3 separate regions of the Homo sapiens genome follow, and regions 2 and 3 are each linked to region 1. Evidence: read pairs that join two places in POLR2A ChIA-PET (ENCODE). Cell type or tissue: OCI-LY7. All regions are shown on one strand. Each heading gives the region's core, and the rest is flanking DNA. Links, peaks and the distances in the headings are about the cores only.

The links. Peaks named below come from ENCODE experiments on the same cell type or tissue, not always from the same donor. Only the 100,000 strongest peaks of a DNase experiment are listed, where the experiment ranks them.
Region 2: POLR2A ChIA-PET joins it to region 1 with 24 read pairs; 5 of 35 experiments call an interaction of 5 or more read pairs at or near these places.
Region 3: POLR2A ChIA-PET joins it to region 1 with 18 read pairs; 5 of 35 experiments call an interaction of 5 or more read pairs at or near these places.

Annotation. Positions count from the first base shown.
Region 1 is chr6:52,591,159-52,599,439 of GRCh38, reverse strand. LOC124901330 (a long non-coding RNA gene) reads right to left here and starts at 5,635. Exons shown (of 2, transcript XR_007059610.1): 1 at 5,596-5,635; 2 at 1-3,238. In OCI-LY7, for the core only: a CTCF peak has its summit at 3,593; DNase peaks (open chromatin) are centred at 3,489, 3,999, 4,329, 4,969 and 1 weaker place; H3K4me3 peaks cover 2,892 bases; H3K27ac peaks cover 4,723 bases.
Region 2 is chr6:52,526,301-52,532,869 of GRCh38, reverse strand. All of the region lies in intron 2 of TRAM2 (translocation associated membrane protein 2), which reads left to right. Among named protein-coding and RNA genes, the nearest start is that of TRAM2, 47 kb to the left of the region's middle. In OCI-LY7, for the core only: no CTCF peak of the experiment used is centred there; no DNase peak of the experiment used is centred there.
Region 3 is chr6:52,533,363-52,539,931 of GRCh38, reverse strand. TRAM2 (translocation associated membrane protein 2) reads left to right here. Exons shown (of 11, transcript NM_012288.4): 2 at 4,086-4,149. Among named protein-coding and RNA genes, the nearest start is that of TRAM2, 40 kb to the left of the region's middle. RefSeq lists enhancers at 2,333-2,392, 2,643-2,732, 2,913-2,962. In OCI-LY7, for the core only: CTCF peaks have their summits at 3,192 and 3,394; DNase peaks (open chromatin) are centred at 2,491, 3,191, 4,031 and 4,761; H3K4me3 peaks cover 3,153 bases; H3K27ac peaks cover 4,269 bases.

The sequences.
Region 1 (8,281 bases), core at 1,504-6,503:
ATCACTTGAGGTCAAGAGTTCAAGACCAGTCTGGCCAACATAGTGAAACCCCATCTCTACTAAAAATACAAAAAATTAGCCGAGTGTGGTGGCACACTCCTGTAATCCCAGCTACTCAGGAGGCTGAGGCAGGAGAATTGCTTGAACCTGGAAGGCGGAGGTTGCAGTGAGCTGAGATCACACCACTGCACTCCAGCCTGGGCAAAAAAGAGAGACTCCGTCTCAAAAAAAAGGAAAAAGAATATATTTATGAGCAAGAAAAAAAGATAGTTTTAATTGGTGTCATGTAAGACACTTCCAGGAAATGCAATGTCCCTGTTTTGTTTTATTTCATGTTTTTGGTGGGGGGAGGTGAGCGTTGGTGCTAAGAAATGCACAGGACTATTTCTTAGTCCAGAGCAGTCTTCCTGTGGCAGAAGCATGTTGGAAACACAGACTGTGGGCCATACCCCACACCTACTCATTCAGAATCTTCACTTTACAAGATCCCCACCCCCCACAATTCAATGCTTCCAAGCTGTGCACCTTAAGTTTGTGAAGCATTGGCCCATGCAGCCCTCTTTCTCGCCTTTCTCAGGTGGTATTGATTGTCAGGATTTGTATATAACTTTCACACCTACTTGATGTTGAAACTAGCAATAAAAATCCCACCTCCGTGGGAGTAAACACCTTTTGCTCAAGCCACAGCTGCACATTCTTTTGGGAAAGCTCTAAATGTGTTACCTTCTAAATCCCCTGAGAGTTGTGGGGTGCTCCAAAGGGAAGTCCAGGAAAGAAGGCAATGCTTCCTTTTGCTTCCCTCTCAAAGTCCATTCCAGGGTGAGAGCTGTTGTGTGTGTGGCCCCTTTAGTCATAGTAAATCATTCACCCAGTGGGGGACGAGAGAGATATTCACAAAAGACTTCTTAGAAGCCTATGGGGAAAGATCCACACAGTCCACTGCACTATCATCCCCAACTCTCTCTTTCCTGCCTCCAACTATCCCTTTATCCTTTGATCATCCACCAGGGGGCCCCAGGAAGTACAGGCAGGGTGCGCGGACTGATGACGACCCCTAATCAGGCGAGCTGGGATCAAGAACTTGAGCGCCTGGAGGAAGAAAAAGAAATGACAGAAGCCAAAACAGTCGTGTCTGTCTGAGCTGCCAGCCACAACCATGTGTGGGCATCGGAGCGTATGTCAGAGTCAGGCCGGCCAGTGCAAAGCCTGCCAAAGGGCTGCTTCGATTAGGTCTTCACTTGAAATCTTAACCAGGCAGATGTTCCCTGGCAGCCATCTGAAGCCATCTAGGAAGGGCAGCCTGTCCAGGAGTGGCTGCTTCTAGGTGGAGTCTCATTAATCTCTCCCTTTGTTTTCATTTTGCAAACTTGATAGCTGTGGCAAAGTCTCTGTGTCCAGGCACCATGGCTCCCTCTGCATCCTGGCATTTGGTCCTCTACCTCTTTGACACCATCAAGTAATGCTGCTGGTGCCCAGTTCTTGCCTGGGCTATCAAGAGTTCATCTGGTGCCTCTCCACTACTAAGCCTGGCTTTTTAAGCTCTTGGAACCTGATTTGCAAATCCTTCCATGGGAGCCTCTGGGACACCTATGGAGGTCCAGTACCTGATGCACAGGAGAAGGATGAAAGATGGATAAGAAGGGCTCTTTCTGACCTTGGGGAACTTACAAAAATCACCCAATTTGTCCCAGAAACCCCCAAATGTTTATAAAGCAGTAACCATGGTGGTCTTTTTCTATCCAGAGGTTATGGAATGTAAGTGGTTGAAAACGCAGGTCCTGGGTTTGCAGAGACCTGCATTCAGAATCTGGCCTTCCCTGTCACTAGCTGGGTGATCCAGGTTTGCTTTCTCAATGTTTAGTCCTCAGTTTGTCCCTTTTTAAAATGGGGATAACAACACGTGCCTCATAGATTCTTATGAGGATTAAATGAGACATAGTATGTAAAACACTTAGTGAGTACTCAGTAAAAGGTAGTGTTATTGTTATTATTGTTATTATTATTATCACATAAAAATAGACAAGTCCATTTAGATTATTCCAGATAACCTAACAAGTCAGTGTTGTAACCCAGAAGGCCTGGGTTTCAGTTCTGGATCTGCTGTGAATTAGTCTTGTGATAACCTGTGAGCCTCAGTTTCTTCAGCTATAAAATCTAGATAACACTATCTGGACTTTTGTTCCTGTTTTAACTAACATTTATCAAATGATAACTTTGTGGTAGGCATCATTGTAAATGTTTTTCATGTTAAATTCATTGAATCCCCTCATGTCCCTGTTTTGCAGATAAGGAAACTGAGGCAGAGGGACGATGTGCCCAAGGTCAAGCAGCTAGCAACAGATGGAGCTAGGATTCCAACCCAGCCAGTCTGGCCCTAGAGCCTGCGTTCCTGATCTTATTATGAAAAATCAAATGGCATAATGATTATGAAAGTGCTTTGGGAGTGGGAAGCATTATACAAACATGAGATTGTTACTAGTCATCCAAGTTTCTTCGTGTTTGGTCTTCAGCTGGGATCCTTAACCTTTCCTGGCAAGGCATGGAATGGGGAACATCTTTAGATTTTCCTGAAGGCCTTCATTTAATCACTGGCTGTTATGAGTTGAGGGGAGCTAAGTTTCCAGCATCCTTTTGCCAGTGAATAACAGAAGTGGGACTGGAAATCAGGTTCTCTGACTCTTAGCCCTATGATACTGTTCTCCAGCCTCACCAATCCTCAGAGGCTTATTTTGGTTGGCACATAGTTCATACTTCCTGTGACTACTTATTTCACAAGATTACATTCTGGTTTCTCTCTTTCTCTCTCTTTTTTTTTTTTTTTTTTGAGACTTTTGATTGAAATACAGCATACGTACAGAAATGTGCACAGATCATAAATGGACAGCCCAGTATGTCCACATTGTGTAAACAGCACCCAGACAAAGAATTAGTGCATTACCAGCACTCCTGGAGCCCTCTAGCCCCTCCCAGCCACAACCACCAACAAAGGGACCACTATCCTGACTTCTAACATCACAGATTGGTCTTGCCTGGTTTTGAGCTTGACATAAATGGGATTTCACAGTACTCTTCTGTTTCTGGCTTCTTTTGCTCCACATTATGTTTGTGAGATTTGTCTGTGTTTTGCATATCGAGTAGTTAATTATCACTGCGATAGAGTATTCCATAGTACTGGGCTTCTGAACAAAATCAAGAGGCACACACAGAGAGAAGTGTCCTGAAACACTTCAAGCTGGTCCTTAAAAACAAAAAAAAAAGTTAAAGCAATGAAATTGGTCAAACACCAAAAAAAAGTAGTTTAATCTTTACAAATTAGATACAACTTATTGGCCATCTCTTAAAAGCTGCTTTCCCAGATCACTCCCCCATCCCTCTCTCCTCTCTTTCCCCCTAGATGCCCATAGCCCCACATGGCTGTATCACCCAGCCTGAACAGAGAGTTGGGGGATGGAGGTTAATGAGCTGTGTTCTGCTTGGGTGAACCCACCTTGACCTTAGAATAACTCAGAGCCTGGACTGTCTCCAACTTGGCCAGTAGGGTTTCTGCATCTTCAGCAGCATCACAGCCACCCTCACCCACAGTAAGAGAAACTGCCTCTCATGTTTAAAATTTGGGAGCTATTCCCCTTGATCCCTATTAAACTGGACTGAGTCTGCCTCAGGATACAGCTCCTGCAGCCCCAGGCGGGTGAGAGGCAGGATGGAGTCTGCAGAAGGGGGCCGGTCCTCTGCTGTAACCCTCACTCCCTTTGCAACCACTCTCAGAATCACTCCCACAGCTTTCTCAGGCTCTGGACTTCATTCCCAAGCACAGCTCGGCTGCACCCTCCTTCTTTCATCTTTGCCTTACCAGACCACAGTTGGTCCTGATTTCTTCATACTGACAACCTCTCTGGGGTCTCCCTTTTCTAGTAATGATGACCTAATCCCAAGATGCAATTCTAGGGGAGTCCTGAAGCAAATCAGTGGGCTCGCCTGTCCTGAGCCTGAGTCCATATATGGTATAATCCCTGAACCATGACAGGGATAGTGCTGACTGTAATGCAACACAGCTGATTCACCAGCTGTCCCTCTCTCCCTAAGCTGTGCCTGCCCACTCCAGTTTCCATTAAGATCAGCACTGCACCCATAACAAAAGGTTAAGATAGCTGAAGTTCAGGACTTCGCCTCCTTTGGGAGGATGCAATTTAGGTTTTACTTCTTTCTAGGCTCCCCACTTCCTGGGAGGTTGTCCTTTCTGGAATGTAATAGAATATTATGACTGGTGCTTTTTCTTCAGTGCTTCTCTTGTTGTGGGTGTGGTCAGGAAGAGGCGAGGAGGAAAGACAGTTATAGCTCAGAGGCTTGCTCAAGCCCAATTGTAGAGGACTGTTTTCAACTGCAAGCAGGCATCGGGCCCCACCCTGACCCTGGGCAGAGTTCAGTATTCACAGTCCTTAGTTGGAGCTTTGGCTATTCTTTGGTATCCACCCTCAACTATTTTTTGTTTGGCCTTCTGTTAAGTGTGAGAGATAGAACTAAGAAAGTCTCAGATGTAGGAAAGAATATTGAAATCTGGGTTACCAGTTGCATTCAAAGCTCATAAGTGGAGAATCATGTTCTTTTTATTAGCATCCTTACCACCATTCCGTGTCTACTAAAAGCAAAGTATTATAATAGACTCTAGCAGTGGTGAGCTGGAGCTAGTTCAAACCAGTTTATGAGTCTAATTGTTAAATTTTTAGGAAATTTGCAAACTGATTGTTAAATGTAATGATTATTAAAGATTAAATTACATAAAATAACTGTTGAATAAATCAGATTTAAAATGAAGTTAATAAAGATACAAACTCATCATTTCTTAATTATTTCCCATTTTACTATTAACTGTGCCCTTGAGGCTGCTCAGATGAATGATGTCTGTGTAGTGGAAATACCCTCTAACGTGTGCTACTGCGCACCTGTTCCCTACCCCTTGTTCAGTGACATACGTCATGCTAGTAGCTCGGAATCAGACAGATGGGAGTATTTACTCCACAGGACTCAGAAAACCTCTGTAAATCAGGGCCTCCCCCATGCCCCTTGGAGAGTCAGTTGTTAACCCTTTACAAGCACGCCACTGACTCTAGTGGTCAATAAATAATCAGACCTGCCCACAGGGTGCTTATAACACATTGAGGGAAATAAGTCCTTCAAGTCTTGGGTTGGGCACTATCTATCTCTAAAATGCCAAACATGGGAATGAAAGGACATGAGCTTTGAAGTAAGAGATACCTGCATTAGCATCCCAGTCTGCCACTCTGTATGACCCTAAATAAGTTACCTAATTTTTTTTAATCATTGGCAAAATGGGAATAATAGCACCTCCTCACAAGATTGTCATGAGGATTTAGTGGTAAAGATATAAGAGTCTAGAAAGGGCATTTCTGATTACAGGACCAGCATGAGAAGTTGAGTAAAAGCATAAAAGTGAAAAGACTAGTCAAAGAATGGCCAGTGGTCTAGTATGCCTGGATATTAAGACAGATCAGTTGAGCCCAGGAGTTTGAGACTAGCCTGGGCAATACGGCGAAACCCCATGTCTACAAAAAAAATACCAGGTATGGTGGTGCATACCTGTAGTCCCGGCTACTCGGGAGGCCGAGGCAGGAGAATCACTTGAGCCTAGCAGGTTAAGGCTGCAGTGAGCCAAGACTGTATCACTGTACTCCAACTTGGGTGACAAAGCGAGATCCTGTCTCAAAAAAACAAAAGGAGAGACACCAGAGATATCAAGATGGACAGAGTGTATTATGATGTGACCCTGGAAATGCAGGATTAAACAGTGAAACTGGATGGGTCAGGGCTGGGGAGATGGAGCCACTGTGAAGTCAGTCAGCTTTCCAAGTAATCATGTTTTAAAGGCAGCAAAGTCAGGTATAATTCAGACAATCATCTCAATTAGGAGGTACAATCTATAGGCAGTGTCATGGGCTGGGGAGATCTGTTCATCCAAGACTAATCCCCAGCCATAACTGGAAATATAGGGGCCTTGCCTAGCCCCTAAAGAGGGTGTCAGGAGAAACTAGGCAGGAGGCCAGGACCTTAGTTAAATAGGCAAAAGTTTAGGGAGGAGGTGGGTAGTATGAGTACTATAGTAGGACCAAGATACTACTAATAGGTAGGACAGACAAATTAATTACCAAGCAGTAAATCAAGGTATTATTGAAATGGACCAATAATAAAGGTGTTAAATTTTATCTGGGATGACTTAACTACAAATAACAGAATATTGGGATGATCTGGGATGATTTAGCTATAAGTAACAGACTATTGGGATGATTTTAGCTACAAGTAACAATATTTAACTAACAGTGGCTTAAGCAATAAAGATAGCAAAGTATCTCTCAAGAAGTCTGGAAGTAGGTGCTTTAGGATTGGCTTGGTGGCTAAACATTGTTATCAAAAGGCCAAGCTCTTTCTACTTTTTCACTTTGATACTCTTACTGCTGTTCTCAGTGTGTCTGCTTTTATTCTTGATGTTAGGGCCTTATGGTCATTAGATAGCTGCCAAGCTCACATCACCTCAATCAAAGCAGACCTCCTTAATGTCTCTCTTTTTAATCAGAGAGCAAAATCCTCCCTGCAAGCCTCAGCAGATTTCTCTCTACATTTCATTGGCAAGGATGGTTTACATACTGTAATAGGCAGAATAATGCTGTCAAAGATGTTCAAATTCTAGTCCCCTGGAACCTGTGACTATGTTACCTTACATGGCAAAAGGGACTTTGCAGATATGATTAAGGGCATGAATCTTGAGATGGGGAGGCTATGCTGGATTACCAGTGCGCCCCATCTAATCACATTAGCCCAGGGGAGTAAGGGAGATGGCAGCGTGGGAAGTATTTGGGGATGAGATGTAGGAGGTGATGTATAAGAACAGGAGAGAGATCCCTTAAATATGTATAAATATAATGTAGCAATAAAAACAAACAAGTGCCACCTGTAACTACTGCTAATAGGAATGTGCACTCAGGGCAACTTGAATGTATGCCCTCAGGTGGCTATCCTCAAGCTTTAGCCTAAAAAAAACTCTATACTTAATCATTAAAAAAAAAACAAAAAAACCACAAAAAACAAAAAAAAAAGAGAGGCTGCTAGAAGCTAATAGAGACCCCCAGATAACAGATAGCAAGGAAACAGGGACCCCAGTCCTGCAGCTGCAAGGAACTAAAATCAGCCAACACCTGATACAGCAAGGAAACAGATTCTACCCTCAAGCCTCCAGAAAGGAACACAGCCCTGTGGACACCTTGATTTTAGCCCAGTGAGACATGAACCAGACTTCTGGCCTATATCACTGTAAGAAAATAAATGTGTGTGGTTTTGAGCTAAAGTTGTAGTAATTTGTTACAACAGCAACAGAAAACTAGTACACATACCCTCCCCTAAAGTAGCCTGGGGTAACCATGCTTGGCTCACCCTGATTAGGGAATGTCTCCTGGGAATGGGCAACAGGCCATGTTCCCTGAGTGTGCTGTCAAGTATCCATAAAATAAGGAATGAGATGAGTGGAGAACAAACAGGTAAGGAGCACGGTAGTAGGCCTGGGGTTCAGCAGGTAAGCTCCAGGATACACAAGCCAGTTGTTTTCAGTCATCTTCTCTTCTAATTGGTATGGTAATTCTTTTTTTTTTTTTTTCTTTTGAGACGGAGCCTTGCTCTATCACCCAGGCTGGAGTACAGTGGCACAATTTCAGCTCACAGCAACCTCTGCCTCCCAGGTTCAAGCGAGTCTCCTGCTTCAGCCTCCTGAGTAGCTGGGAATACAGGCACCTGCCACAATGCCTGGCTAATTTTTGTATTTTCAGTAGAGACAGGGTTTCACAACAATGGCCAGGCTCGTCTCAAACTCATGACCTCAATGTTCTGCCCGCCTCAGCCTCTCAAAGTGTTGGGATTACAGGTATGAGCCAATGCACCTGGCCTGGTATGGTCATTAAACACTTTGAATATCACCCTTGGTTATATCTAGGGAGCTATATAGGTTCCCAGATATCACCCCATTACACTAGGACCCAGTCCTAACTGGGAAAACAAACTCAGAGTATGGGCACACAGGTTCCCGGCTTCTGGCAGAGCTGCTAGAGCTCAAATCTGGAGAATGCTACTTCCAGTATTTCAGCAAATCCAAGAGGCCTTCAGTCACGATGCACCATTATTTTACAAACCACTAAGAAAGAAAAAGTGCCACAAAACAATGACATGTCATTGATTGTAACATCAATGTTAAATGAGTAAGAGGTTAATATGAGAAAAAGTG
Region 2 (6,569 bases), core at 832-5,831, 66 kb after region 1:
CACCCAGAAAAAAACTAAAGTTAGAACGTTTTGGAATATTGATTTATAACACAATTTTTTGTTTTTATAATATGATGAACCTTTTTGTGTGTCCTCGATTATCATTCCATTTAACCAGATATTCTGAAAAGCTGCAGGATGTTTCTTAATAGGGATTACCACAAATTATCCAATCAGCCCCATATGGATATTTAGGTTTCCTGTTTTTATTGTAAATAGTACTACAGTGAACATTCTTGTGGCTAAATTTTTACATTTATTTGTGATGACTTTCTTAGGATAACTTCCTATTACTGGAATTTCTGGGTTAAGTAGTATGTAAAGGTTTTATGTATGTATTGCCAAAATACCTTCTGTCATTTAATACTCATGACCCATAAACCCTAAATTTAAAGTTGTTTTGTAAATATAAAATGCACAGGATTAAAAAAAAATCAGAATACCAGTTTATAAATGTCTATAGAGATAGCCAGTCATCAAACATTGTGCTGGTGTTTTCATTACATTTCTCCCTGAAGTCAACTTACAGGGGATGCTGGATCATACCCCACATACCCAGAGCTGTCTTACTAATTTACCATGAGAAAGAATTATCCTGGAGACCAAAAAAGTTGAAGTGCATGTGATTGGGCATCCTTTTATTATAAGAAGGGCTTATTTGTGAAGCCAGATCATGATCAGAGGGTTGATTTTTGAGTTTGAAACCTTCCCAGAGACATTGGCAGACAAGTGATATCCTCAAGCATTCTTCTCACAACAGCATGAGAAGCATAGACAGCACACTCTAGAGCTGAACTCAGACCCTCTGGGCAGAAAAAGCTTCCTACAATGTTTGAGTAAGGCGGAGTGGGGGTAGTGGAGTGCCACTGTGGATCATGTCATGCCTTCATTTGCTTAATTAATTAATCAAGCTAGGCAAATATTTGTGTGCCTATTGTTAGCCAGGGTCTGGGTGTAAAATAATGTCCAGAACCCATCTGATCTCTGATGTCATGAAACATCATTTATTAGAGAGAGATAGGTAATAAACAAGTAAACAATGAATTAAATTGTAGTTGTAACAGGGTGATGAAGGAAATGTACAAGGTTATGTGGTAAGGAAAAGCAAAGGGGTGGCGACAGAAGATGTTTCTGAGTGTGGGGGTTGTGTTGTGTTGTGAGTAGAGTGAGAGGTCTGGGCAGAAGAAAGCACTCCGGGCACATGGACCAGCATGTGCAAAAGCCCTCAAGTGAGGGCGCAGACACCTCAGGGGGTTCTAGTAACTGTACATAGGCCAGCGTGACTGGAACCAGTGGGGTTTGGCATTTTCCCAGGGTGGCACTATTGAATTCTGCTCCTGGAATCCTCCTCCAGGCCCAGAACAGGCCTGGGTAGAGGAAAAGGTACAGTGAAGTACATGCTAAATGGAGGGGGTTTCAGTTACTTTAGCAAGAGAAGATAAAGTGTTTTAAGTAGCCTGTCTTTTATTTAAATCTTGCCATTTGGGGCTGTTGGAAATAAGACAAGCAAATAATCAAGAGAGACAATGAAATCAGGATAGCCTGCTTAATTTTGTTTTGAGCTTCTTAATCACTAACCCAATATGGTAATGTTTGGTTTGTAAGAACTGGAGGAAAGCAAACTTCTCATGGGAAAAAACACTTTACAATAACAAGTCTGTTAAGGTTGTGATTTTTAAAACCCTCCCCAAAATCTCCTTAGATCGTACTCTACTCTTGGAAATGTACCTTTTTTTTTTTTTTTTTTTTGCATAACCAGGGTAAATTCTGACTTCTAAGGTTTCTTCCTTAAGTAGTGTATAGCTTGCTCAACTCAACATTTAAAACTGAATTTTAGTAGAGCCAGTAACTGTTTTCATACAAGGGGGTCCATCATTTCCAACTCCCTGTGTCTTCCTCAGCGGATGTTTTCAAGTTCTAAGGAACAAAGCTAATAAGTAATGTGGATGAGGCTTTTTCTTGATGGTTTTGTTTTGCTGTAACTCCCTCTTCTTCTATACTCCTTTCTCGTCTTCCCAGCTCCCAGTATTAGTTTCCTAGGGCCGGTGTAACAAAAGTACCACAAACCTAGTGGCTGAAACAATAGAAATTTACCATCCCAGCGTTCTGGATTCTAGAATCCCGAGACCACGGGGCCAGCAGAGGGGCCGCGCTCCTTGGAAGGCTCTGGGAAGGATCTAGTCCAGGCTTCCCTCCTGGCTTCTGGTAGTTCCTTCGCGTGTGAAGTGTCAGTCTTCACACGGACTTCTCCCTGTGTGCGTGTCAGTCTGTGTGTCCAAATTTCTCTTTTTCATAAGGACACAGTCGTATTGGATTAGAGGCCCAACCTACTCCACGGTGACCTCATCTTAACTAACTACATCTGCAGAGACCCTGTTTCTAAATGAGGTCACATTCTGAGATGCTGGGAGTTAGGACATCAACAAGAGTTTTGGTGGAGGTGAGGGAGACACAAGTTTAGCTCACAACACCAGCTATAAATTTATGATTTTGTGCATTATAATCAGCTGGTTAAAAAGATTAAGCTTCATTCAGAGAGATGCACACAGTAGTGGCAGTGATGCATCTTATGCATCCTGGTGGAGCCCCTGCCACCCTGGCGTCCTTGAGGTTTTCTTTAAGGACAACAGTGATGAAGCAGGAAATATTCCTTTACTAACTTCTGCTCTCCTCATTCCTGCTTGCCTTTCTATTAGCGAATAAAAATTCAGGACTGCCAGTTAAATTTTCAGATAAACAATAAATATCTTTTTAAAAGTATAATTACGTCCCAAATTATGTATGAGATAGCATTATACTAGAAAATTAATCATCATTCATCTGAAATTCAAATTTAACTGGCCACAACCATCCACCCTGCTCGGTTCTGGCAAGGAATAAAATATGTGTTTTCTGGTCTTACCATTACACACTCTGAGTCTTCTTTCTAATTAAACTACCACAAAGTATCTAGTGTGTGATCAGAAATGTATAGACTATAAAGGCCAGAAAAGAAAAGTTTGATTCTTCCCACAGGCAGACTCCAGGCCTGCTGGCTTCCTTTCTGATCTAGAACAGGTGAGCCCAAATGGGCTAAGCATTTAGCCACAAGGTTGTCTTGGGTTGTGCTACTAATTTGCTGAATTGTCTTGGGTGAAACACTTAACGCTGAATGGTCTTGGGTGAAACACTTAACACCTGGATCTCCATCTTGCATCTGCAAAATCCAGAGTGATGACCACTCCCTCAGCCCCAGTGGTTCTTGTAGACAGGAAGCCCTGGGAGTCCTCTGAAGGGCTTGCTACTCAGATTTTCCGTAGACCAACACCATCGGCACCACCTGGGAACCTGTGAGAAAAACACACTCTCAGGCCCCACCGCAGACCTGCTGCATCAAAACCTACATTTTAACAAGAGCTCCGGAGATTCCTGTGCCCCGTAAAGCCCGAGAAGCACGGCTTTAAATGAGGTGGGCGAAAATCTCTAGGCTTTCAAATAATCCTACACTTCTAACCTCAAAGGTAGGATAGGGAAACCCCTAAACCCAGTAACTCATTTGCATCTTTCTGTCCTTTTCTAGTTTTTGTTTTTCTATAAATATTTGGTCTGGGAAAGCTGGGGGGAGGTGGGGAGTATCACTGGTGGAGTTGGTTTCCAGCTGGTGCTATACAGCTTCCTAAGAAGTCATGTACACATTTGTGGCTGGGCACGGTGGCTCACACCTGTAATCCCAGCACTTCGGGAGGCCGAGGCGGGCGGATCAAGAGGTCAGGAGATCGAGACCATCCTGGCTAACACGGTGAAACCCCATCTCTACTAAAAATACAAAAAAATTAGCCGGGCGTGGTGGTGGGCACTTGTAGTCCCAGCTGCTCGGGAGGCTTAGGCAGGAGAATCACTTGAACCCAGGAGGCGGAGGTTGCAGTGAGCTGAGACCACGCCACTGCACTCCAGCCTGGGTGACAGAGCGAGACTCGGTCTCAAAAAAAAAAAAAAAAAAAAAAGTCATGTACACGTTTGTAAGGCAGTGTGAGCAGAAGTTCTGGTAGCTTTGATGTTGCTCAGCCTGCCTGCTGCTGCACACCTAGAACACCAAGGCTAAGGTTGAGGGAACTCTTCCAGAGAAAGGTTTGTTTTACAGTGATCAAAGGTAACAAGAATCCATCCCAGAGCCCTGAGGATCCCAGTTGGCTTTATTACTACCATCTGCTCTGTTGCATTTTGCAGCCAGAGATGAAAGGCCTGAGAACCTCCTACACTATAGCTTGGCCATTGTTCTCGCAGCCTCTTCTAGGATGAGACTTGCTGCAGTCAAAACAACCTCAGACAGATGGTTTTAAAGCCTCATTCAGCCAAAGGCCTTTTTCCAGGGCTCAAAATGATTCTTGTTCCCTTTGCTGGTTGGCAGGAATTAGTGTTGTCTCCTGCTTGTATCATATACTTGAAAGATTGACATCACTTATCAAGCTGAGCCCCTCTTTGTAAGATGAGCTCATGGGGGTCAAGAAAGGAAAGAGACAGGTGGGCAGCGGTGGCTCTGGAGATGGAAGCCATACTTGATTACGGATGAAAGCTACCTAATCTGTGGCCCATACACCTGGAGGAGACTTGAGACTCATCTAGTCTGGCCTGCTCCTTTTATAGCCAAGGAAACTGAGGCTCAGAGAATTGATTGGTGCTCCCAAGGATGCACCAGCGAGAGCCAAGGAGGGGCTGGGGTGCTCACACCTGTACAGCACCAGGGTTCTGGAAAGCTTTAGAAAAGCTGGGTTTATCAAATGGGGCAGTGGGCATAGGCAGTCCCAACCAGGGAGGTAGAGACTTGGCTCTGTCCTGGCCCTGTTGAGCCAAACAGCCACAAAGCTCTCTGGCCCTGAGGTTCTGTTTGTATGAATAAGAGAAAAACCACGGCCCCCAGTGTCCCTGGCCTTATTGGTTGGCCATCTGAAAAAGAATGGGGAGCCTCTGACCCAGGTCTTATGGCCAGCCCTGGACTTGATTTTTTTTTCCAATAACTAAAACTTATTAAGTGTAACAATTGTGCAGAAAGGTGGACAAATCATGTGTTCAGCTCAATGAATTTTCACACACTGAACACCTCCGTGCAACCTAGAAGTGTCTTCTTCAGACGCAGCTTGATTTTTATGCAATTCCCTGTCGTAGCTCTGATAATTTATCCCATTCCATGTGGAGCTTGTGGCAGTTTAAATAAGCAGAACCACAGAGTGGCTGTGGCTGATTGTTAACCAGCCTGAAGCCTGCAGTCAGCGGGAACGGTGGCCAGCACCTGCTGACCCACATCTTTGAACTGCTGCACTGAGCCCCCAAATGTCTTCTCCTAGTGAATCATCTTGCTCTTCCTCCCACCCCACCCCACCCCGCACCCTTTCTGACCTGGACCCCACCCCACATCTTTACTTGAATTTCACTTTCCTATTTCTCCTGATCAAATCGTTTCTTCTACCTAGGTAGGATAATTTTTTTCTTTTCTTTTCTTTTCTTTTTTTTTTTTTGAGATAGAGTCTTGCTCTGTTGCCCAGGCTGGAGTACAGTGGCACAATCTCTTCCCACTGCATCCTCCACCTCCTGGGTTCAAGCTATTCTCCTGCCTCAGCCTCCCGAGTAGCAAGGACTGCAGGCGCCCGCCACCACGCCCGGCTAATTTTTGTATTGTTAGTAGGGATGGGTTTCACCATGTTGGCCAGGTTGGTCTGGAACCCCTGACCTCAAGTGATCCGCCACCTCGGCCTCTCAAAGTGCTGGGATTACAGGTGTGAGCCACCATGCCCAGCTGGATAATTTTTTTTTCTAATCAGTTGTTTTGACTGAAATAATTTTTGTCAATTTAACAGTGGGTTTGTTGAAATTGTTATTTTTTCTGTAAGTTTAAAAAAAAAGCCTTAATTAAAAAAAATTTTTTTGTATGTGATTCTTGAGAGATTATTTTTTCTTTATAGCTCTCAATGAATTTTAAAAAGTTCACACCTTCCCCTAGCTGTAAGCATTCTTCACGTGAGGCAGCCTATGGAATGCATGTGTCATGCCCAGGCGATGTTGTATGCAGAAGCCACAGAACTTTGAAGTACAGTGGAGTCTGTAGTATGTGCCTGGCACCTAGGAATCCTTGTATATTTCTTTCTGGAAAGCTACAGGGAGGGTTACAGCTTTATAAAAAGGAATGGTGCATCAAGAAAGCAATGCAGGCCGGGTGCAGTGGCTCATGCTTATAATCCCAGCACTTTGGGAGGCCGAGGTGAGCAGATCACTTGAGGTCAGGAGTTTGAGACCAGCCTGGCCAACATGGTGAAACCCAGTCTCTATTAAAAATGCAAAAAAATTAGCTGGGTGTGGTGGGGCACACCTGTAATTCCAGCTACTCAGGAGGCCGAGGCACAAGAATCGCTTGAGCCTGGGAGGCAGAGATTGCAGTGAGCTGAGATTGTGCCACTGTACTCCAGCCTGGGCCAAAAAAAACAAAAACAAAAAGCAATGCAGAAACCTGGGATCTTATCAACTTCTCTTCAGCCCTTCATTCATCTTTGCTACATTGTTTTATGTCATGGAAGTATCCTTTCTTTATCTTCCTTCCT
Region 3 (6,569 bases), core at 832-5,831, 59 kb after region 1:
TATTATAGCTGCTTACAGTATGAGTTTGTCAAATAGGAATTTATGAGAAACCTACTATTCACCCAGCTCTGGGACAGACCGAGAGAGAGAAGACATACAGAGAAGAATAATCGTGGACAGATGACAGGATGAGGGTCAGATAGCTGAGCACAGCACCGACTCTCTCCTGCTTAGTCACTGTGTTCATTTAAGCATTTGCTGAGTGCCGCTCTGTTCTGGGGCAGTTTGAAGCCATCCATGGATGTGCACCTCAAACAAGGCAAGTCAGATCATCAAGGCAGGTCAGATCCCCACGCTCCTACAGCTTATGTTTCCCCAAGGAAGAGACAGTTTAAAAATAAAGATAAATGCTTTAGAGCTGTACACTTAAAATGGGTGATTTTTTTTTTTTGTTGTGTAAATTATACCTGAATACAGTTGTTAAAAAAGAAAAAAAATCTTGGCCCTCATGGTGCTGACGTTCAGGTTTTCCCTGATACGTTTGATCCTTATTATTTGTGGATTTTGTTTTTGCAAATTCGCTTACTTGCTGAGATTTATTTGTAACCCCCAAATCAGCTTCTTTGGTCATTCACAGAGATGTGCAGAGCTGCAAACACTTTTGGGTTGCCCAACACTCACATTCCCAGTTGAGGCCAAACAAGGCGACACTCTGCCTCCAGTTCCGGCTCTCATCCTGTAGACAGATGTCCTTTTCGTAGTCTCTTTAGTGCCACATTTTTTGCATTTTTCTGCTGCTTTTTGGTGATTTCACTATTTAAAAATGGCCCCCAACTGTCATGCAGAAGTGCTGTCTAGCATCCTAAGCGTAGGATGACTATGATGTGCCTCATGGAGATAGCATATGTGGTTAGACAAGCTTTATTCTGGCATGAGTTATGGCGCTGTTGGCCATGAATTCAATGTTAATGAATCAACAATATATGTTAAATTAGGTGTCTTTAAACAGAAACACACATAAAACAAGGTTATGAATTGATCTGTTGACAAAAATGGGACCAGAGGCTTGCAGGAACCTAACCCTGTATTTCTCCCAGGAACAAGGTTTCAGTGTTCACTAATTCAGTGTTTGCAGTGACTTGAGAGAACATAATTCATGTGAATGATGACAGTTAACTGTATATGTTGGGTGAGGGCAAGAATATATGTAGAGCCCACATACCAGATGTCTATCTTCCTTTAAAAAAAATGCAAAAGTTCTCAGACTTGGCAGCGCATTGGAATGCTCTGGGGAGTTTGACAAAATGCCCATGCCCCAAAGAGTCTGGTTTAATTGGCTGGGGTGTGGCTCAGGCACAGAGATTTTAGAAGCTCCCCCAGGGATTCTAATGTGCAGCCGGAGTTGAACACCAGTGCTCTTCCCATTGAATGATAATGTGTCCTAGAAGTGGACCCTGGCCAACTGAAGGAGGCTCTGTGGGGGCCAGCAGCACCTCCTCATACCCGCCCAAGACCCAGAGCCCAGGGCAGGGTGTCCGGTTGGCCCAGCTCCTGCCCTGAGGAGAGGGTCTATCCCCTCCATCCTCCCATCCCCCGTAGTGACCCCACACACATCCTATGCCCACACACAGCTGGAGAGAGGCTTCCCTCAGGAAACCCTGGTGCCATTAAGAGAGGAGAATGGATGGCAGACAACCCAAGCCCCACAGAGGTCTCCACCCTGTGCTCTAAAAGACATGTGCATTTCTTGAATGAAATCAAGTGGGAGATATGTGCCTAGGCAGGGTAGAGTGTTTGGTTTATGCCTGCCTGCTTTCTCCTGGCTCCTCCTTTCTCTCATTTCTTCCAACTCCTCTGATCTTCCTTCACAGGGATTTCAGGCTGAGAAGATGAGGTTTATTTTCAGAGGAGTCATGTCAGACAATATGAAGTGTTAGGTGGTTGGGCCAGGAATGACCTATATGAGTGGAGTTCAGAGAGGGAGAGCCAACATGGCTAGCGTGGGCAGGAGGGGCTCTGTGGCAGAGCTGGATTCAGGTGGCTTAGTGCCTGGAAAGGTCTCACAGAGAAGGCCGTTGATGGTAGAGGACAGCCTGGATGATGGCACTGGGGGCAGCTCCCACGACAGAGGGGGAATAAGTACAGCTGAGTGAAGCTGACTTGGCTTTTGATTTTTCATCTTAAGCAATGAGCCGTTACTGAGCACTTACTGTGTGCATCTGGGCTCCTTACGTAAGAGGGGCTGCGAGGATAAATGGGAACGGGACGGCACAGTCCCTGCCTGTGGGACTGTGAGGAGTCTGATGAGAACTGTGGAGGAGGTGAGAGCCTGATGAGAACTATGAACAAGGGTATGGAAATGATAAATACAGCAGAGCATGACACAGAGTGCATCCGGCAAGCAGAGATCATGCCCCTTGAACAGCTGGGAATGGCTTCACAGAGGTTACAATTGAGGTGGGTCATGAAGGGATGTGTGAGATTCTAATCAGGAGAGCTGTGTGTGTGTGGTGGTGGGTATAGGAAAGGTAGGACGCAAACTGAGAGTGGCTAAAACTCCCCAAAGGAAGTGGTGAGTAGAATATATTGGCTGAAACCCAGCACATCTGTTCTAAAGAAAATACAGGCAGTTGGACAGGAAGGTAGGTCGAGAACACTGAAAAAGGTCTTGACCAAAGGTAATAAGGTTTTAGGGTGGGGATTAGGAAGACCTGTATATTCGGATAGGGCTTGGTGTTTTCTATCACTCCTCTTAGCTAATCTCATTTGGGTTTTTCCCTGCAAGCCTGATAGGACATGTCTAAGGCTGCAGCACAAAGACACGAGAAGTCTTGTCCTGCATCTCTGTGTACAGAGTAAATGACACCCACTGAATGGGATGGGTCTTGTTGACCAGGGGAGTGGGGAGATTTGCTCTTTAAAGGAGAGGGTTGTCTCTAGAGGTAGCTGAGGATAGTGACCTCTCACTGGCATGTCTGGGCAACACAGGGCATCTGTGATGTATCATTCACTCATTTCCATGCTGCCTTTGCCACTGTCCAGTGTGTTTGTCCTCCACCCTATCCCTCACATGTGCATCCTTCAAACCTCTGTTAGAGAAGAACCAGCACCCCTTTATTGACGAGGTGTCTCCAGAGGGCCCTTGGGAAAGGCCTGGTCCTGGGCTGCCTCCTCACCTGGCCTTGCTGCAGGTTTCAGAACAGTGTGGATGGTGGTTCTCAGGCCCACCTGCACATCCGAAACCTCTGGGGAGCTTTGAACAACGCTAGCAGCTGGGCCAGCGCCACACCAGTCTGTAGTACCCAAACTAGCTGAGGTATTACAAGCACCCCTGATTTTATGGACAAGCAGACTGAGGCTCAGCGTATAAGATTACTTGCTGGTAGATACATAGCAAGAAAATGGCAGAGCTGGCATTTGAACCCAGGTAGTCGATTCTTGAGTCCAACCTTCAAACCCCCAGGTTTTGTCATCCCTCCCCTGCTGGCTAAACTGTCACAGTACTGATTTGGCCATTCATAACTAGGTGGCAACCACAGTTTTTTGTTTCACAGCACAACTAAGATTTTAAAGGCAGTTTTTGAAATAAACAAACCAGGAATGTGGGATGTTACTTCTGGCCCCATGCCTCCCAGTAAGGTAGATGTGAAATTAGCAGCTGGAATTCTCTGTTTCTGAAGCTCAGGTGTCGACTTTCAGGGCTGCTCTCCAATGCACAGGCAGCCAAAGTGCTGTGGAAACCTCAGCTAGGTCCTAACCTTCTTGAAGGTTGTGACTTTATTTATTAGTTTCTGTCTTCCACAATGCTGATGCACAGAACTAAACTGATAAATATCTGAATGAACGAATGGCTGACAAATTTGTACTATTCACTTGTGAGCTCCTGTCCTGCCATGCACAGCTTGTTTCATCTCATCTGCAGTGAGTACCAGTCTAGATACCATCTGAGTCCCAGGGTACAGGTATTGAGAGGTATGTCATTAAAGAAAAATAGAACAAAAACTAATGCTAACTCTGCATTAGGCAGAACCGTTCAGTCAAGAGGTTTGAGGGTCTAAGATGTAAAAGGGGCGGTTAGCAGCTTCCACTTGTTTCTTTTGATGTGGCCAAAAGCTAAACTGGAACTCTTTTCCTTTGTTTTACAGGTCACAGCCAAGACTGCCTTTCTATTTATTTTACCTCAGTATAACATTAGCGTGCCTACAGCAGGTAAGAATCACTGGTCTCCATCTTCTCCTGGCCCTGTTAACCCTGAAGGACCTGGAAAGCTTCCTTTTCCCCATCTGTGTACAATTTTTTTTTTTTCCCCCATGACGGAGTCTCTGCTCTGTCACCCAGACTGGAGTGCAGTGGCACAATCTTGGCTCACTGCAACCTCCACATCCCAGGTTCAAGCAGTTCTCCTGCCTCAGCCTCACAAGTAGCTGGGATTACAGGCGTGTGCCACCACGCCCTACTAATTTTTGTACTCTTAGTAGTGAAGGAATTTCACCATGTTGGCCAGGCTGGTCTCGAACTCGTGACCTCGTGATCTACCTGCCTTGGCCTCCCAAAGTGCTGGGATTACAGGCATGAGCCACCACGCCTAGCTGTGTACAATCTTTTTAGATATTTCAACCAGCCTCTGGCAGCCTCCACCACTGAGATTGCAGTGGTGCAGCATTAACCGCTAAGAACTTCCCTCTCTTCTGCTCTCTGTCTTCTTCATCAGAAGAGGACCTGCTGCACCACGTGGTGCTTTGTGCAGCTCCTACTCCTTTCTCCAAAGCATCTAACATTGAGTTCTGTTGGAGACAGGATGTGAGGCATCATGACCATTGATCTGTTCTCCAGAGCATGGCTTCCTTTTAACATTTTCAGAGGAGAATGGGCAGGATGTTGCGTTTTGATAGTGCATGGAAGCATGGTTGGGGCCCAGGGTGCTGCACTCTGACTGGGTTGGGGTAAGGACCAAACCTCAGGCCCAGCCACAAGTCTTGTCACAGGACTGTTGTTAAGGCTCACTGACTAGAGCTGCTGCATCACAAGCTTCCCCCATAGTGGCTGAGCATTTCCAAGCACTTACAGGGAGCCCAGCCAGCATCATGCCAGGTACCAGAGCGGCCTCACAGGCAGTTCCCAGTACAGTTGAGGGGCTACAGCTCAAGGAGCAGCAAGGCCAGGCAGGTAAATCGCTGAACTGGACAGGGGAGAGGGTCTATCTAAAGGAGTAGCTGCTGCTCACTTCCAGCCAATTGTCACATAGGAGTGTAAAACCTGTGAGCCTAAGAGCTTCCTTTTCCACCCCCTACAAAAGAATCCAAAGAAATCTCTTTTTAGGTAGAAATACTCTGATTTTTAAATGTTGCCAACTAATTTAGAAATTCTGCAAACACCATGCGGGTCAACATTGTGTAAACCAAACCAACACATCTGAAGGCTGAGTCCAGCCCTCGGGCACAGGTCTGCAACTTAGGGGTTCTCCGATCCCGCCACCAGCACCAGAGTATCGCTCCTTTCTCAGTGGCAAAGTCCTGGGCAGCCTCTTGATGAACAAAGGAAGGACTTTTGTTTGCTGAACCTAGTTCTTTCCTCTTTATTCTTTTTGTTGTTGTTGTTTGTTTGTTTGTTTGGATGGAGTTTCACTCTTGTTGCCCAGGCTGGAGTGCAATGGCCTGATCTCGACTCACTGCAACCTCCACCTCCCGGGTTGAAGCGATTCTTCCGCCTCAGCCTCCCAAGTAGCTGGGGTTACAGGCATGCGCCACCGTGCCAGTCTAATTTTATGTTTTTAGTAGAGACAGGGTTTCTCCATTTTGGTCAGGCTGGTCTCGAACTTCCGACCTCAGGTGATCTGCCCACCTTGGCCTCCCAAAGTGCTGGGATTACAGGCGTGAGCCACCGTGCCCAGCCTTTTTTTTTTTTTTTGGACGGAGTTTCCCTCTTGTTGCCCAGGCTAGAGTACAATGGCGCGATCTTGGCTCACTGTAACCTCCACCTCCCGGGTTCAAGTGATTCTCCTGCCTCAGCCTCCCAAGTAATTACAGATGTGCACCACCACGCCCGGCTAATTTTTTGTATTTAGTAGAGAAGGGGTTTCAGCATGTTAGTCAGGCTGGTCTTGTACTCCTGACCTCAGGTAATCTACCCGCCTCAGCCTCCCAAAGTGTTGGGATTACAGGCATGTGCCACTGCACCCGGCCTTTTCCTCTTTATAGTAGAGAGGTGACTTGTCTTGACTTTAAGGTGAGATTCTTTTCCTTGTCTGGCTCTGCCAGCTACTAGCTAAAGGACTTTGGGGGCAAATTCCTGAACCTGTGGCTCATGGAGGATATAGCCATGAATCTTTCCTGGGCCCACCATCCCCTGCAGTCACTGTGGCCAGGCTTGGAAGGAAGCCATGCTTTTCTGGGGCAACCAAGTCAGTTTCTTCATCTGAGAGTCAAACTGAGGGACATTGGCAAAAGAGGAAGAAAGCTCTATGCTACTAAAGAGACTGGAGAGCATCTCTGTCCTCAGTGGGCCAGGAAACATGTGGCCAGCACCAGTGGTCAGGAAGCAGACAGATGCCCGCTCATCCCAGGGCACACTCTAGTGCTGGGGGGCACGTGGATGATGTGGCTCAGGGCTATGTGTTCTAAGTCAAATCC